Regions from separate parts of the Homo sapiens genome. Here region 1 is linked to region 2. A link is a loop called in an ENCODE intact Hi-C map of the cell type or tissue named here. Cell type or tissue: PC-9. All regions are shown on one strand. Each heading gives the region's core, and the rest is flanking DNA. Links, peaks and the distances in the headings are about the cores only.

The links. Hi-C counts contacts between places; a loop is a spot of excess contacts. Peaks named below come from ENCODE experiments on the same cell type or tissue, not always from the same donor. Only the 100,000 strongest peaks of a DNase experiment are listed, where the experiment ranks them.
Region 1: a loop joins it to region 2, with 6 times the contacts of the local background. A loop is called at or near these places in 1 of 110 quality-filtered maps.

What each region holds. Positions count from the first base shown.
Region 1 is chr4:48,694,544-48,702,879 of GRCh38, forward strand. The region is part of intron 2 of FRYL (FRY like transcription coactivator); the gene reads right to left. Among named protein-coding and RNA genes, the nearest start is that of FRYL, 82 kb to the right of the region's middle. In PC-9, for the core only: no CTCF peak of the experiment used is centred there; DNase peaks (open chromatin) are centred at 4,078, 5,108 and 5,568; H3K4me3 peaks cover 2,202 bases; H3K27ac peaks cover 5,001 bases.
Region 2 is chr4:48,124,014-48,132,349 of GRCh38, forward strand. The region is part of intron 1 of TXK (TXK tyrosine kinase); the gene reads right to left. Among named protein-coding and RNA genes, the nearest start is that of TXK, 6.1 kb to the right of the region's middle. RefSeq lists enhancers at 3,126-3,988, 5,510-5,629 and a silencer at 3,339-3,633. In PC-9, for the core only: CTCF peaks have their summits at 3,930 (motif pointing right) and 4,130; DNase peaks (open chromatin) are centred at 3,408, 4,278 and 7,968; H3K4me3 peaks cover 1,181 bases; H3K27ac peaks cover 2,944 bases.

The DNA.
Region 1 (8,336 bases), core at 141-8,140, 570 kb after region 2:
GCCTCGGCCTCCCAAAGTGCTGGGATTATAGGTGTGAGCCACTGTGCCCAACCTATAATACATTTTTTAAAACCCAGTATACATATACACAATATAATATGATATATTGGAAATAATCTGCAATATGCTTTGGTAGTCTCTAACGTAATTACAGGAAAAACAAGTGTTATATTCTAGTCATTTCCCACTAAAATTATTTCTTGACTTCATAATTTGTAAATCCCTGGCCCAAAAAAACTGCCCCATGGCTGGACATGATAGCTCACTCCTGTAATCTCAGCACTTTGGGGGGCCAACGCAGGGGGATCACTTGAGCTCAGGAATCTGAGACCAGCCTGGGCAACATAGTGAAACCTCATCTCTAGTAAAAGTAAAAGAAGTCAGCTGGGCATGGTGGCACTAGCCTGTAGTCCCAGGCTAAGGTGAGAGGATCACCTAAGCTTGGTAGGTAGAGGCTGCAGTGAGCAGTGACTGTGCCCCTGCACTCTAGCCTGGGCAACAGAGTGAGACCCTGTTTCAAACAAACAAACAAACAAACAAACAAAAAATTGGCCCACATCTCCTGCTTACTGAGCAAAGGAGAAAATGCGTAAGAATCAGTGAACTACTGTTTAAACATACCCCTAAGAGAAGATAACCTCCAGAGTTTCTTCCTGTTCTAGAGCTCTGTGGTGCTGTAAGAGTTGCTCTGAGACTGTGATCCTCTAAAGGGTACATACATCATTACATCTCCCACAGAAACTAGAAAAGTGGTGTTCGGAAAAATAGAGTACTAAATAAAGATGTACTAGCTTCAACTGATAATGTGCAAACTACGCATATATGTAAAGGTCTCCGTCATTTAAAGGTAAGTTTTCCACGTATGATTACAGGTAAAAATCAATGCTACTATGTATCATTTGAAAATTCATAAGCATTAAGATGTTAACATATATTTACTGTAAATATATATATATATATTTGTATGTGGGTACAATGTATGACAAAATACATAAAACAAATGCCACAGAACAAATACTATTCTTGTTACTTTGTCCATAAATATAATAAACTGCAAAATTATGATATAGGCATGAGCAAAGACTTCATGATTAAAATGCCAAAAGCAATTGCAACAAAAGCAAAAATTGACAAATGGGATCTAATCAAACTAAAGAGCTTCTCTACATCAAAAGAAACTACCATCAGAGTGAACAGGCAACCTACAGAATGGCAAAACGTTTTTGCAAGCTACCCATCTGACAAAGGTCTAATATCCAGAATCTACAAGGAACTTAAACAAATTTACAAGAAAAAAACAACCCCATCAAAAAGTGGGCAAAGGATATAAATAGACACTTCACAAAGGAAGACATTTATGCAGCCAACAAATATATGAAAAACAGCTCAACATCACTGATCATTAGAGAAATGCAAATCAAAACCACAATGAAATACCATCTCACGCCAGTCACAATGGCGATGATCAAAAAGTCAAGAAACAATAGATGCTGGTGAGGCTGTGGAGAAATAGGAATGCTTTTACACTGTCGGTGGGAGGGTAAATTAGTTCAACCATTGTGGAAGACAGGGTGGCGATTCCTCAAGGATCTAGAACCAGAAATACCATTTGATCCAGCAATCCCATTACTGGGTATGTACCCTAAGGAATATAAATCATTCTACCATAAAGACACATGCACACATATGTTTACTGCAGCACTATTTACAATAGCAAAGACATGGAACCAACCCAAATGCCCATCAATGATAGACTGGATAAAGAAAATGTAGTACATATACACCATGGAATACCGTGCAGCCATAAAAAAGAATGAGTTCACGTCTTTTGTGGGGACATGGATGAAGCTAGAAGCCATCATCCTCAACAAACTAACACAAGAACAGAAAACCAAATACCGCATGTTCTCACTCATAAGTGGGAGTTAAACAACGAGAACACGTGGACACTGGAAGGGGAACATCACACACTGGGGCCAGTCAGCAGGTGGGGGGCAAGGAGAGGGAGAACACTAGGACAAATAGCTAATGCATGTGGGGCTTAAAACCTAAATGATGGGGGGATAGGTGCAGGACACCATTATGGCACACGTATACCTATACAACAAACCTACACGTTCTGCACTTGTATCCCGGAACTTAAAGTATAATAAAATATATATATACATAATCAAATTAAATTACTAACTTTTAGTTTCAATGGTATTATTTTTCTCCTGCCTGCTTAATGATACTATTATTAAGCAAGAAAATAAGAAAAAAAAAACATAAGCCCAGTATAAAAGAAAAATAACGATAAGAGATCTATCTATCTATCTATCTATCTATCTATCTATCTATCTATCTATCTATCACTTTCACAAGTCAACCATGATCAACAGCACTCTTAAATCCATCAGGTTTTGGCTCAAACAATCTCTGCTTTTGTCTTAAAATGAATAATTTTTCTCCAAAAAAAGTCAATTACAAGGTTTTTTCCTATATGCATCAAATTTCAATAAACTATTATGGTGTAACTGAAGAAGAAGAATAAAGGAAGCTACATCGAAGACTTGGAATTTTAAACCACAATAAAACCTTGTACACTAAGGATAATAAGGTCAATTCCTATATTTTTATATACTATAAAATACCATATGATACAGTAAAAGACATTTCTTATAACAGCCTGAAAATTATGACTCTTACTTTCTTTCCATTTTTACCTAAATTTTACCTAAAATTTCCATTCTTTTGAGGTTTTGACTTATTTGGAAAAAATCTAGAATTTTACCAAAATTAATATAATTTCAGATTTGTAAACAAGGGAAATGTTTACAAACTTTTTTTACTTCAAAAAATAATGTATTTTTACAGGTGCCAATTTTAAATCTCCAGCTCTAGTTTACATTTCTCACCTTTCTTGGATTTCTCAATGTTGATTATAAACTAACTAAAATGAAGCATACTTCTATTTTTATTTTTTGGGATGGAGTCTCACTCTGTCCCCCAGGCTGCGGTGTCTCAGCTTACTGCAACCTCTGCCTCCTGGGTTCAAGCAATTCTCCTGCCTCAGTCTCCTGAGTAGCTGGGATTACAGGTGCACGCCACCACACCCGACTAATTTTGTATTTTTAGTAGAGATGGGGTTTCACTATGCTGGTCACGCTGGTCTTAAACTCCTGACCTCAGGTGATCCACCCGCATGGGCCTCGCATGAGCCACCATGTCTGGCCCTAAAATGAAGCATACTTTTAAAAAGCTTCATAGAGAAGTACTTAAAGAAAAAAATGAAATAGAGAATTTGCATTGGCAAAGAAGAAATAAGAATGGTAATGATGAGGATAGTACAGAATGGGAATAGCATCTCTGGAGACTTTTCATTAAAGACCTGTTAGTGATCAAGTTGAAGGATACAATTGAACCAATTGATGTTGAGGCATTTCCACAGGCACAGGGAGACCTGCATTTAACATTTACTGGGGATCAACCTAAGCTCCAGGAATCTATACTCAGTGGCACTTACACACACAGCTGCTACCATCAAGGAGTTTACAGACAAGCTGGAAAGGAGACATGGGCAGTAGCATGTTTCAAGTGCTTTGAGAGAAGTTACCTAAATATGTTCAAGCTGCAACCAGGTACAAAGGAGACAGTCATCAACCTGAGTGGAGAAGGGAACAGGAAAGACTTCACTGAAGAAGTGGTGCTCACAGCTCCTGTTACCAGAAGACTTACTATAGCCACAATCTGTAACTACGCGAATGGGTTCTTGCCTCTCTTTGAGAAGCTAGCTAACTGATGACTTTTAAAAAGCTACATAAGTAACATATTCAGGTGTTAATAAACAAGATGTTTTTCCTGTAAGCCTCCCTGCCACAATTTCTCAATGTGACGTGATGGGCTCCAAAGCTGGATGCTATCACACACCCTCTGAGTTACACAACAGCTCCTGGCTCTGTCCCAAAAGTGGTTATCTTGGTATTGCCTCCTCCCCATGTTTGTGAAAGAAAATACTGTGCTGGGTGAGATTTACACTGATTGACAGTTCCTCTCGCTCTAGAAATGTATAAAGCATAATAAGCAGTTTATTCAGATCAACATCCTCTGTAGAGAAAATAACACATTTCCAAGTTAGTAACAAAACAACATTCCAAATTAGTTTGGTCACTATGGATGACCATATAGAACATGCCACCACAAAGCTTAATCCTTCACATTCCAGTACACATCCTGTAACTCTGAAAAAACATGCATATAAGAGTCAGTAGGCACCACCCCCACCCCAACCCCCACAAATAGGCTTTATTCTCCACAGTGGTTAAGTCAGTCTAAACAAGTAACAAATATAGGAGGGTAGAATTCAGAATTGGTTCACTGCACTCTAACAAATGGTGCCCTAGAAATCCAAGTTAATTAAATACCCATAACAACAGCAGCAACGACTAATTACCGAGAGCCTACTATGTGTGACCATCTAAGATGCTTCACATATGTTACTTCATTTTAACCCAAACCAGCCCATAATTTCAGTAAATGTTCAACTTTACAAATGTGGAAACTGACAAAGCTAATAAATGAACTGAAAAGTACTGTACCTCTGGATTATATTTTAAAGTATAAGCTGTTATATGGAGTTGAGATAAAATTCTCAAATTAAAATGCAATTATTTTCAATGGCTGTTTGGAAGATAAAATGCAATTATGATTTCAATATGTCCTTATATTGATTCTGAACCTCAGAACAGAAAAAGCTAGAGAACTCTCAAAAAGGATAACTAAACATAATTAACACATCATTTGCTTTAAATATTTCATGAAAACATAAGAGTTTGCCCTATCAAAAGTAAAAAATAGTGGGGGATGGGAAAGAGATCATACTGTGACCAACAAATCACAGAGATGCTTATTTGAAGACTAAATTCAATCCTCATCTGTTAATATCTTACTATTTAAAGTTCAATGAACAACTTCATAAAGGAAAGAGATTGTCCTTTGTTTCAGCCAAGATTTTTAAATCTTTAATCTAAAATACATGCTTCTCAAAGATGGATGCTAACAATTTAAACAAGGTGCTAATTCAATCAGTTGCACAATTCTGGCTCAGCAGTTTCTCTATTACAGGGAAAATGTGACAAAGTAAACAAGCCCTACCTGTGGTTTAACATGAAAATTCCCTCCACTCCACATAAATCGCCCTTCTTCTTCTGGGTCCCTACATGCCTCTTTTCCTTTTTCCTCCTCTATTTTGAGAGAATATTTGGCCCCTGGATCAGTTTACTGGTGTTCAGGGTCATCTGAATTGTATCTTTTGAATATTGTCTACAGATCCAGTTCCCAATCTAGATTTGCTACTACTCTTAAGAATTTTAACATACATTTAAATCATATTAAGCTAGATATTAATGTTAACTAGAATATTTATTAGAGTAAAGCAAAAAGACAAAAAAAATTTAAGTGCTCTAAAAACCTAACACCAGGTATAGTATAATAAAGGAACAGAGTCCGACTGCCTATCGAGCACTGCACTAGGCAGTGAGAGACACGAATGATGAATAAGACACCACCTACCACCTTAAGGAATTTGTGGTGTGGTGTGACTCACCCAGCTAGCTCTATACTGTCTCAGAAGGAGATTGTGGTAGAAAGTTCTAATACGGTACAAATGCAGTTATTACAGAAAAACAAAAGATTTTTTTTTAATATATCAGGCTTCTGAATTAATGCCATGATTATATTTGAAGCTGTAATACTCACGTAGAACTTAAAATGAGAGGGGAAATAAGACACCGGGAGGGCAAAGTGAGACACTGGGTCATTTCTCCCACCTCATCAGGTTTTTTTCACCATCACTACTAGTTACATAAATCCTACGTGAAATGCAGTATTTTACTTATGACAATTTTACATTTTAAGCCTTTCATAAACCTGTCAAACCATGAGCTACAATGAATATTTTTGCTTTTATAGATTCTCAGTTTTAAAAATAGTAACTTTCAGCTAGACACAGTGGTCACGCCTGTAATCCCAGTACTTGGGGAGGCTGAGGTGGGAGGATCACTTGAGCCCAGGAGTTCAAGACCAGCCTGGGCAACATAGTAAGACCCCATCTCTAAAAAAAATCAAAATCCTAGCCAGGCATGGTGGTGTGTGTTTGTAGTCCCAGCTACTTGGGAGGCTGAGGTGGGAGGATCGCTTGAGCCCAGGAGGTCAAGGCTGCAGTGAGCTATGATTGCACCACTGCACTTCAGCCTGGGTGACAAAGCAAGACCCTGACTCAAAAAAATTAAATTAAAAAAAAAAAAAAACTTTCATCACTCCAAACTAAATGCATTATAATTGAAGCTTACTGTACCAAATAATTTCACTCTTACCTGTAAGTACTTGCCCTAGTTACTGTTTCAAAGTAATTTTTAAAAAAAACTTAAAATCACATTGCAGAAACTAGACTCAAGGTGCTTATTTAATCTTAGGCAAGCTCATTTAAAAATTCCATTAAGATACTTCTACCTTAAAATAATACAACCAAAATAGTTTTCATTAGTTAATATTATTGAAACACCAAAACTGTTAAATGTGACTTTAGAAAATTGACTTTTAAATGGGTTTAAAAGGTTTAGTTTCTACTATATTTCAGATAACAAAAATTCAGTATAGGACCAAAATTATTATCATCGCCCAACTCTTTTATTGCATCAATATGTATTAGGAGACAAAAACAACTATTTAATTCAAGAGGTGATCCAAAGAAACTAAAAGTTAGATTAATATCTGTAAAGTCATATCCACAACAAATCTGTAAAAACCCCATTTCCAATGTAATTTCAGAGAAATGATTTCATATGAGAAGGCAACACAATGTATGCAGTATAGTTACACAATACTAAGCCACAGTTACCCACACAAAATCACTTAACCTCATTTATAGGAAGAAAAGGAGAGGAAAAAGAAGGGAGTGAAGGAAAAATTGAATAAGAGAGAGACAGAAGGAAACCTGTAAGGATTTTTAAAAAGAGAGTATATGAAATCATTTTGCAAGTTGTAGGCAGTAAATAATATTAGTACCCTTCCCTTTACAAAAGAAACATGCTGGCTGGCGCTGATCTATTAACAAAATCAAGTATGAGAATCAAGTAAACTAATCCTTGTCAATAGACAGACTATTACATTTACTCTAGAAAGATACACGCTAAGAAGTCAGCTAAGCGGACAATGAGTCCAAAGGTATCTCAGATAAAAGCAGAGGTGCATTCAAATACCTACACATTCATTATTTTATTGACCATTTTCTGCTACCTGGCGATCAAATATTTAATGCCCTGAATATGCCATTACCCCCAGTAAGTCATAAGAACTCTAATATCGTCATACTGTCTTATAAACATATTTTTGTCAACCCAATATACAGAATATAAGCATTATTTGATGTGCACTGAACTATAAAAGCTGCTTCAAACAGCAAGTAACATTCTTCTGTTTCTAAATGAGGTTACTCCCAAAAGTTCTATTCAAAATTTTATAAAATTATACTTGAGACTTCCTTCTTTTATAAGAAATTTGAATGACTGATCCACCACATGGAATGCTCCCTAATCTCATACAATTCAACGTATATCTACTGGGTTCCTATCAGTTTTAAAAATAAAAAATAGGCCAGGTATGGTGGCTCATGCCTGTAATCCCAGCACTTTGGGAGGCTGAGGCGGGCGGATCACCTGAGGTCAGGAGTTCGAGACCAGCCTGGCCAACATGGTGAAACCCTGTCTCTGCTAAAAATACAAAAACTAGCCAAGCATGGTGGTGCATGTCTGTAATCCCAGCTACTCAGGAGGCTGAGGCAAGAGAATCGCTTGAACCCTAGAGGCGGAGGTTGCAGTGAGTCGAGAATGTGCCACTATACTCCAGCCTGGGTGACAGGGTGAGACTCTGTCTCAAAAAAAAAAAAAAAAAAAAAAAAAAAAAAAAAAAAAATGCTGGGCGCGGTGGCTCACGCTTGTAATCCCAGCACTTTGGGAGGCCGAGGCAGGCGGATTACGAGGTCAGGAGATCGAGACCATGGTGAAACCCCGTCTCTACTAAAAATACAAAAAATTAGCCGGGCATGGTGGTGGGCTCCTGCAGTCCCAGCTACTCGTAGAGGCTGAAGCAGAATGGTGTGAATCCGGGAGGCGGAGCTTACAGTGAGAGGAGATCGGGCCACTGCACTCCAGCCTGGGCGACAGAGCAAGACTCCGTCTCAAAAAAAAAAAAAAAAGAAAAAGAAAGAAAAGAAAAAATACATAATTTCTTTGTACTCCAAATAAATACATGAATATTTCTCAACATAAACTATGATAAATCTTAGAATTGACACAGCA
Region 2 (8,336 bases), core at 222-8,221:
AGCACCTATGCCCTGTCCCAAATGTCCTGTCCCAAAGCACAGTCCTGCCCTGTGGTTCCTAGTTAGGTACCACCTGAGATCGTCATTTAAGTTTCTCTGTGTAGGCTTCATCTCTCACAGGGCTTCCCAATCTCACCACTATCAACATTTTAGACAGGATCATTCTTTATTGTGGGGAGCTGTCTTGTGTACCACTGAATATTTAGGGCATCTCTGGCCTTTATGCACTAGATGCCGGCAGCAACATAACCCCCTCCCTTCTAACACCCACACCACCACCACCTTCCAATTGTGGAAACCCAAGTGTTTCCAGGCATTGCCAAATGTTCCCTGGGGGCAAAATCAACCCCAGTGGAGACACTGGACCAGATTGTAAGCTTCTCAATCTCAGGGACTGCATCTTATCCTTTTTTTTTTATTTTTAATTTTTTTTTTCTGTCTTCTCCCTAGCTTCTAGCATCAGTGCCTGGCACATAACAAAAGCTCAATAAATAACTGTTAAATAAGACCCCACCAATATCAACACCCTTACATTACATCTGAGCTCTTCTTTTTTTCCACTCATTCATCTTATCACCCAGTATTTCACAGTGTGATGCTGGCCACAGAGAAAGCTAAGCTGACCGTGACCTTTTGACTGAGTGGAACGGCAAAGGTGAAGACTGAGCTTCCGGAGCTTTAGCCAGCATTTGTGGGGGCTCATAAGTCTAACCTTTTATTCCAGACATATATTTTTAAACAAATGCTTATCCAAAATAAAGTACCAAACCATGAGATGCCAAATGAAATTATTAAAAACTCTCTGGCATTCAAATGTGTTTGTTTTTTCTTTTCTGTATTAAAAGAACATATGGGGTTCAGCAGGCTTTAGTATCAGGCAGACATGCACTCAAATCACTGTTCCCTTTTCTTGGAGCAACAATGTGATTTTGGGCAATCAAATCTAGAAAACGTAGGTAATAAAAGTTGTCTTCTAAGAAAGGGTTTCCCCACTTCTACCAACACAGCCCTTACCATATGCCAGGCATGACAGATACTTAGATCTTACTATACTACGCCATGCTAACTTACTCACTATACTAACATTATGATCCCCATCTTACACATAAAGAAACAGAGGAACAGAGAGCTTCAGCCATTTATCCAGTCACATAAAAAGCAGCTGAGCCAGAAGTCAAACCCAGAGTCCATGAGCATCACAATAGGACTATCCTTGTGGATGAGAAGATTAAATAAGATTGCAGAGGCAAACATGGCTAGAACATACCAGCTACTCTCAGTTACTTTACCACTTTGTCCCCATCCCCCAGTTCCCTAGAACTCATTCAGCAACTATTTATTGGGTACTCACAAAATACATTTAAGGTAACCAAATAGGAGCAGGTGTGGTTTTCCCTCTGAAGACAAAATGGAGGAAGAAGGCTTAGTAAACGAAAGCGAATCTTCAGCTCCAACTCCTCTCTTCTGAGCCAACTTTATCCCTGACTCAAAGGCAGATGTTTCCCCCGTTCAGGACTCCAGGAGACTCTCTCTCCCTGCTATCAAAGCAGGCCTCAGGAGAGGCTCTCACACTTTTTCTCAGTAAGGTATAAATGACAGACACAATGTTAAATAGTAAACATGCTGTACTGCAGCGCTTCAGCAATGTCATGCTTACTGCAGTGCAGAGGCGTGTACATGTTTGTAAGCATGACATTTGTAACAGTCAGGGTGAACACAGAGAGAGGTTTCTTTTAAGGAACTGGCTCAGGCAGTTGTGGAAACTGGCAAGTCCAAAATCTAACAGGGCAGGCCGGCAAGCTGAAGAATGAGAGAAGAGTTGCAGTTTGAGCCCAAAGGCGGTCTGCTGGCAAAAGTCCTCCTTGCTCAGGGGAGGTCTGACTTTCATTGATTAGGGACTTCAACTGTGGGAGAGGCCCACTCACATGATGGAGGGTGACCCACTGTACTCCAAGTCCACCGATTTAAATGTTAATCTCATCCAAAAATTACCTTCACAGAAACATCCAGAATAATGTTTGATCAAATATCTGGGCACCATGGCCAAGCCATGTTGACCCATAAAATTAACCATCACAACACATTAAATTTAAATAGTTTGACACTTGAAAAACATGGTATAAACATTTACATGAAGATTTTCTTCTGCCTCTGTCACCCCTGAGACAGAAAGACCAATCCCTCCTCTTCATCATCCTTCTCAGACTATTCAACATGAAGATGACGAGGATGAAGGCATTTATCATGAGCCACTTTCACTCCATGAATAGTAAATCTATTTTCTCTTCCTTATGACTTTCTTAAAGCATTTCTTTTCTCTAGCTTACTTTATTGTAAGAATACAGTGTATGATACACATAACATACAAAATACGTGTTGATCAACATTTATGTTATTGAGGCTTCTGGTCAATGTTAGGCTATGAGTAGTTACATTTTGGGGAACCACCTTATTCAAGTGTCAACAACTTTGTGTGTGTGTGTGGTTGTTTGTTTTGTTTTGTTTGAGATGGAGTCTTGCTCTGTCATCCAGGCTGGAGTGCAGTGGCATGATCTCGGCTCACTGCAACCTCCGCCTCCCAGGTTCAAGCGATTCTCCTGCCTCAGCCTCCCAAGTAGCTGGGACTACAGGCACACTCCACCATACCCGGCTAATTTTTTTGGTATTTTTAGTAGAGATAGGATTTCACCACATTGGCCAAGCTAGTCTCAAACTCCCAACCTCAAGTGATCCCCCTCTTTGGCCTCCCAAACTGCTGGGATTACAGGCAGGAGCCACCATGCCTGGCCAAGTCAAGAACTTTGAAAGAGAAATTGCTGTTATCAGTCAGCAGGCAGGAGTATCTGGGACTAGAGAAATGCCTCCCCCAGCTCCCTGACCTCACAACACATGGCCACACCTGATAATATTCCCCTTAGTTGTCTTCACTGTCTTCTGCAGCCTGGAATTTAGGAGAAAATATTTTCAAAAATTCTTATGTTTCCTGATTCAATAGCAAAGACAATGGCCTTTAAAGAAAGATACAGACCTACCCTACCACTGCTTTAATTATGACCCAATTTTATTTAATTTCCCTCAAAGTCCAAGAACAGTGGTGAGCAGGAAGGCAAACCACTGCTTTGTTTGTGGTTCCATCCTCTGCCCAGCAGAGTTGCTGCCCAATAAATAATCATTGCGAGAAGAAAAATCACACTATGAAAGCCAAACAGCTCCCTGGTGTTCCCTTGCTTGGCATGACTTTCCAAGACAGCAGGCATCTTTATTTACAGGTTGAAGTGTTGGGCCAAAATTCATTCCAATGCAGGTATCAAGGAGTATTCATTTCATGATCATTTTCAATTTACAGCAGCACAGGTGTTCCCAGTAAGTAAATAGACAGCGCCCTTCCACAGGCATTCTGTGATTACAGAAGCCATTCTTTGAATTGTTTTGCCGATTAACCTGCAGAGGGAAAGCTCTTGAGCTTTTAGCAAATTCCCAACTTAGGCAGGAACTCATGCATATCAAGGGCCTTTGCCAGAGTGACAAAAATGCCCCAGAGATAGGCAATGACTATTTGCCTGCTGGAAGGAAATGTGGAAAGAATATATTCGGGCTTGAAGATTATCACTGAAGGAGCTGAGCTTCCTCTCCCAGGCTTACATCTGCGCTGTTCTTTTCATCTACTTCTCATTCCTCAGTAAATATCTCTAATGATGAGCCTCAGGCCAGCAAATCAGAAAAAGGGCATCGCATCAGATGTAATCTCTGTGACCTTTAGAAACCGGCACATCTGTCATGGGATAGGCAGTTGGCCCTCCCATCTTTGGTATTTGTGTTTTTTCCTTGGAAGGATTTGCGCCCCTCTGTCCTCTAGGAGAGGCTCCTATTGACATTCCTTCCACCCCCAGAGGTTCCTGGGTGGCAACAGCTGGGCTGATTGGGAACAGGTTTCCACCAGGGGGCACTGGAAGAAAGCAAAAGTGAGAAGCACCCCTTCTCAGAATAGCTCCTAAGGTCATCTCTGAAGAGGACAAAGGAACAGATGTGAAGAACTGTGGGGCCCGGGCTGCGCGGGAAGCAAAGCCGCTGTCGCTTCCTCATGTCTAATGTTTTGAAGTTTACATCGTCACCTCCAGTTCATCCCCTGGCATTTCCGATGTCAGGGTTTCGTTTTGAATCAGTGCCTTGAGTGAAATGCATTCCTACTGAATTTGGTCATCATAATAACTGGCACATGGCTAGTGATTTATATTTAAAAACATGGCTTGAAACTGGCTCAGTTTTGAGAGCTGCCTTAACCCAAAGACCAGGCTTGTTGCCCAAGCCAGGCGCTCCAGGTTGTGGTTTTAAGATGAGGAATGTCTGATACCGGCTGCTTTTGCAGTTGATGGGCTGTGGTGAGTGGGGAAAGCCTTAAAAACTTGTGGCTTTGGAAAAATGGCTCTGGGTGACCAGAGCTGATTCTGTAAGTTTGCTGCAACATATCCTTTTTGTTTTTTTTTCCAGAAATTTACAGAAAGGCCAAACTTCCTCATTACTCTGCCATAAATGCCCACCACTACATCCTTTTTTTTTTTTTTTTTTTTTTGAGATGGAGTCTCACTCTGTCTCCCAGGCTGGAGTGTGGTGGCACGATCTCAGCTCACTGCAACCTCTGCTCCCGGGTTCACGCCATTCTCCTGCCTCAGCCTCCCGAGTAGCTGGGACTACAGGTGTCTGCCACCACGCCCGGCTAATTTCTTTTTGTATTTTTAGTAGAGACGGGGTTTCACTGTGTTAGTCAGGATGGTCTCGATCTCCTGACCTCGTGATCCACCTGCCTCGGCCTCCCAAAGTGCTAGGATTACAGGCGTGAGCCACCGCGCCCAGCCTATCTTCAAAAGGCCCCATTTCTTAAGGGCCTTTTGAAGATAGGCACGTTTTAGCCACATTAACCCATATTATCTGGGGAGAGTGACACATAACTAGCTTGGCTATAGCATGGATGGATTTCTACCTCTGAACAGGAGTTAGAAAAGACTTCCAAGTTGGAGTTAGACTTCTTGGTTTGGAGTTAGACACCAAACCAAGACCCCACACCAAGGAGAGGGGAAAATAGTAAAATTGGGACATTGAGTTTTTCACATATTTATTCAATTTAGAAAGTTATCCTTTATTCTGAGTTTATGCCCTTTATACATTTGGGGTCTGAAGTGATCCTGTGTCTGTGTTCGCACGTGTGTGCACTTTTCCTTTTGATACTAAAATGTCCATTATTCTAAGAAGTGATGGTCTCCAGAGATGTTAGTTTTTCTAAATGTATGGATAAAATAAGTGAGTAATTTGTGTTAGACCTTGACTGTTCTGTTTTTTTGACATTATACTGCCAGTGAAACCTTAAAGAAGGGAGGATAACTACTTTAGGGGAGTCACTGGTGACTAAGAGAAAACAAGTACCTAGCTAACAGGACACCAAACTGATCAATTTGAGTGGAAGAGTGGTGCTTGACCTGTCTATGGCCTGAAGGGGTGCTGTGTGGGGTGAGGAGATTCTAGAAGCCTGGCAAGCTGGATGGAGTCCCGGGCACCAGGGAAGACAATGTTTCTGGGAGTAAAAGGTGCTGTAAGGAAAGGCAGAAATCTTCCTGATGATGACCGCTCATCTGTTTCCCAGCTTCTGCCAGGGCAACTCCCCAGACACGGACAGCAGCCACCCAAACCCTTGTTTGGTCTATGAGGCAATTTTTCTTTCTTTCTCAGAAGGGGCTGATGTGAGTTGGTCTTTGCAGGCACCTTGCCCACAACTTCCCCACTCCCCCACATCTCAAAACAGTGTTTCCTAGAACACTGTTTTCTGTGAGCTCAAAGTTCATAATAAGCTCGCAGACATCACACCCAAGACATCGAGCCAGCTTGTGATGTGAAGAAGTGCTTGGCCACAAGGCACACGGGCGTGGCTGGCACTGGGCCAGAAGCCGTACTGCTCACTGACCCTCGGTGGGCAGGGAGTGTGGGCACTGCTGGCCTGGGGAGCTCCACAGAGGAGAAATGTGGGGATCTGCAGTAGTTACAAAAGGCAGCTGCAGTGACGAGTTAAAAACTGAAATGATTTAAAGACAAAAGAAAAGACACATCTAGTGTCCATTTTAATCTTTCAGAAAGGGCATCAAACTCCAGCCCCAGGCAGAAGGGTGGCCAAAGTGGCCAAGTTCTTTTTTAATCTGCGGCTTCTCCTGCTTTTGCCACACACTTAGTTATCTATTGTTGGAAACAAATTATTCTGAGACCAAATGACTTACAACACTTATCTCACACTTTTGTGGGCCAGGAGTTCTGGAATGGTTTAGCTGAGTGCTTGTGTCTCCAGATCTTTCATGGAGTTGCAGTCAAGCTGGGCCCAACCAGAGCTGGAGAATACACTTCTAAGCGAATTCCAAGCAGGTCATGGTGCCTCGGTTTCTCGTGATGGGGATTCTCTGCGGGCTGCCTGAGAGTGCTCCCAACAAAGCAGCCGGCGATGCAGGAGACAGAAAGCCCGAGATCGCAGGAATGGGAGCCGCCACCTCTGTAACCTGGTCTCAGAGGTGACGTTCCATCACTTTTACCATATTCTAATCACAAGAAGTGAGGTACTAGGTCCAATTCATACTCAAGGAGGAGGACTGCCTAAGGGCGTGAATATCTGGAGGCAGATATCATCAGGCCATCTTAGAGGCTGCCTACCACAGCTACCCTCCTTATCTTCATATTCATAATAGTAATAATGGAAGGTGTTGACCTAACAAAGTTGGTGTGAGAATCAGATACAAAAAGGAGTAAGATAGGACTCTGAAAAGAGAGGCCCAAGAAAGGCAGTGTGACCAAAACATCCTTACTTTACCCTCAGATCCAGTTATGGAGATGAGCCCAGAAACCTGCCTTTTAACAGCACCCCAGGCATGCTTCAGGCACACCAAGACTTAGAAACCACTCTTTCTACTCTCTAAGTTGGGAATAAAGAAAGGCAGAGAAATTAGGCAAACAGGGGAGCTAAGAGGTGAATTCTTTAAGCCCCCAGCTGCTTTCCCTTGCCCTGTCCTTTAAATAACTCTTCTAGGCTGGATCTGTTCTCAGGGCAACTGTGAGTTGATGGAAATGCTGGCAATACCAAGTACGTTTCACAAACTGAATCTCACTGGAGCAGTGCCCTGAGACCCCACTCCAAATCTCCCATCAGTATGATCAATATCCCACGCTCCACAATTATCTTCTCCCACCCTATAGCAGCCTTTGAAGCCAGGATTCTATGACAATGCTTAAAACAACAAATGTTTTTGGCAAATGACCCTAACAAACATATAAACTTTTTTTTTTTTTTTTTTAAAAGACTGGGTCTCACTTTGTCACCCAGACTGGAGTGGAGTGGTGCAGTCACAGCTTACTGCAACCTCAAACTCCTCAGCTTAAGCAATCTTCTTCGCTGGACTTTTTTTGTTTGTTTGTTTGTTTTTTGATTAACAGTAATACATCTTGAGGCATCACTTAGCTGTCTCCTTGTCAATAGTAAACACTCATTGTTTTACCCAGCAGAAAATGTAGCCACATTCAGCTGCAATATACAGTAGACAACAGGTGATTCTTACCATCAAATCAAATTAACAGAAGCTGGAAAGGAGAACGAGATTTCATCAAATCCATGCCAGAGAGAATAATCCTCAAAATATCCCGCCAATAGGTAGTCCCTTATTTAATCCCTTGGACAATCAAATCCTTGTCTCAACACTCACAGTGATTTATTTTATATATAACCGAATCCTTCCTGCTGTAATTTACAGCATTTTCTTTAGTTCTGACCTTGAGGGAAATAAAGAGCAGATGCTCACACAGCTTTTAATATTTAAAGATCCTTAAGTCACTGCTGAGCTTGTCCTGCCAGTGGAGGTGGCAGGGGACACAGGTTGCTGCTTTGTCGCTTTTTCTGCTTTGCTCTGCTTGGCCTATATTTCTGTTTACAGGAGGCTTGTTCTTATCTGCGTGAATGGAAGACTATGAGTTATTTTCAGGTCAGCACAACTGGAATAACCTGATTTTTTTTTTTTTTTTTTACAAAATCTACAAACAATTGTTGGCTCCTATGAGGGGATTTCGCTTAAACAGATGATATTTAAAAATTACAATCAATTTTTCCTTAATGCTACTTAAAAGTCAGAAATGTAAAAACTTGACTTTTTTAGCTGGTCTTTGATTGCTTTAATCTGATATGACTGAGCTTTGTTGAAGCTTGGTTCCATCGTCACCTAGTATTAAAATCAGACAGTATTTTCCTTCCTTATCTGCAAAATAAGGCCCTCTGAGTCTTAGAGGTAAATTAATAAGTATTTCCAAAACTGCACATG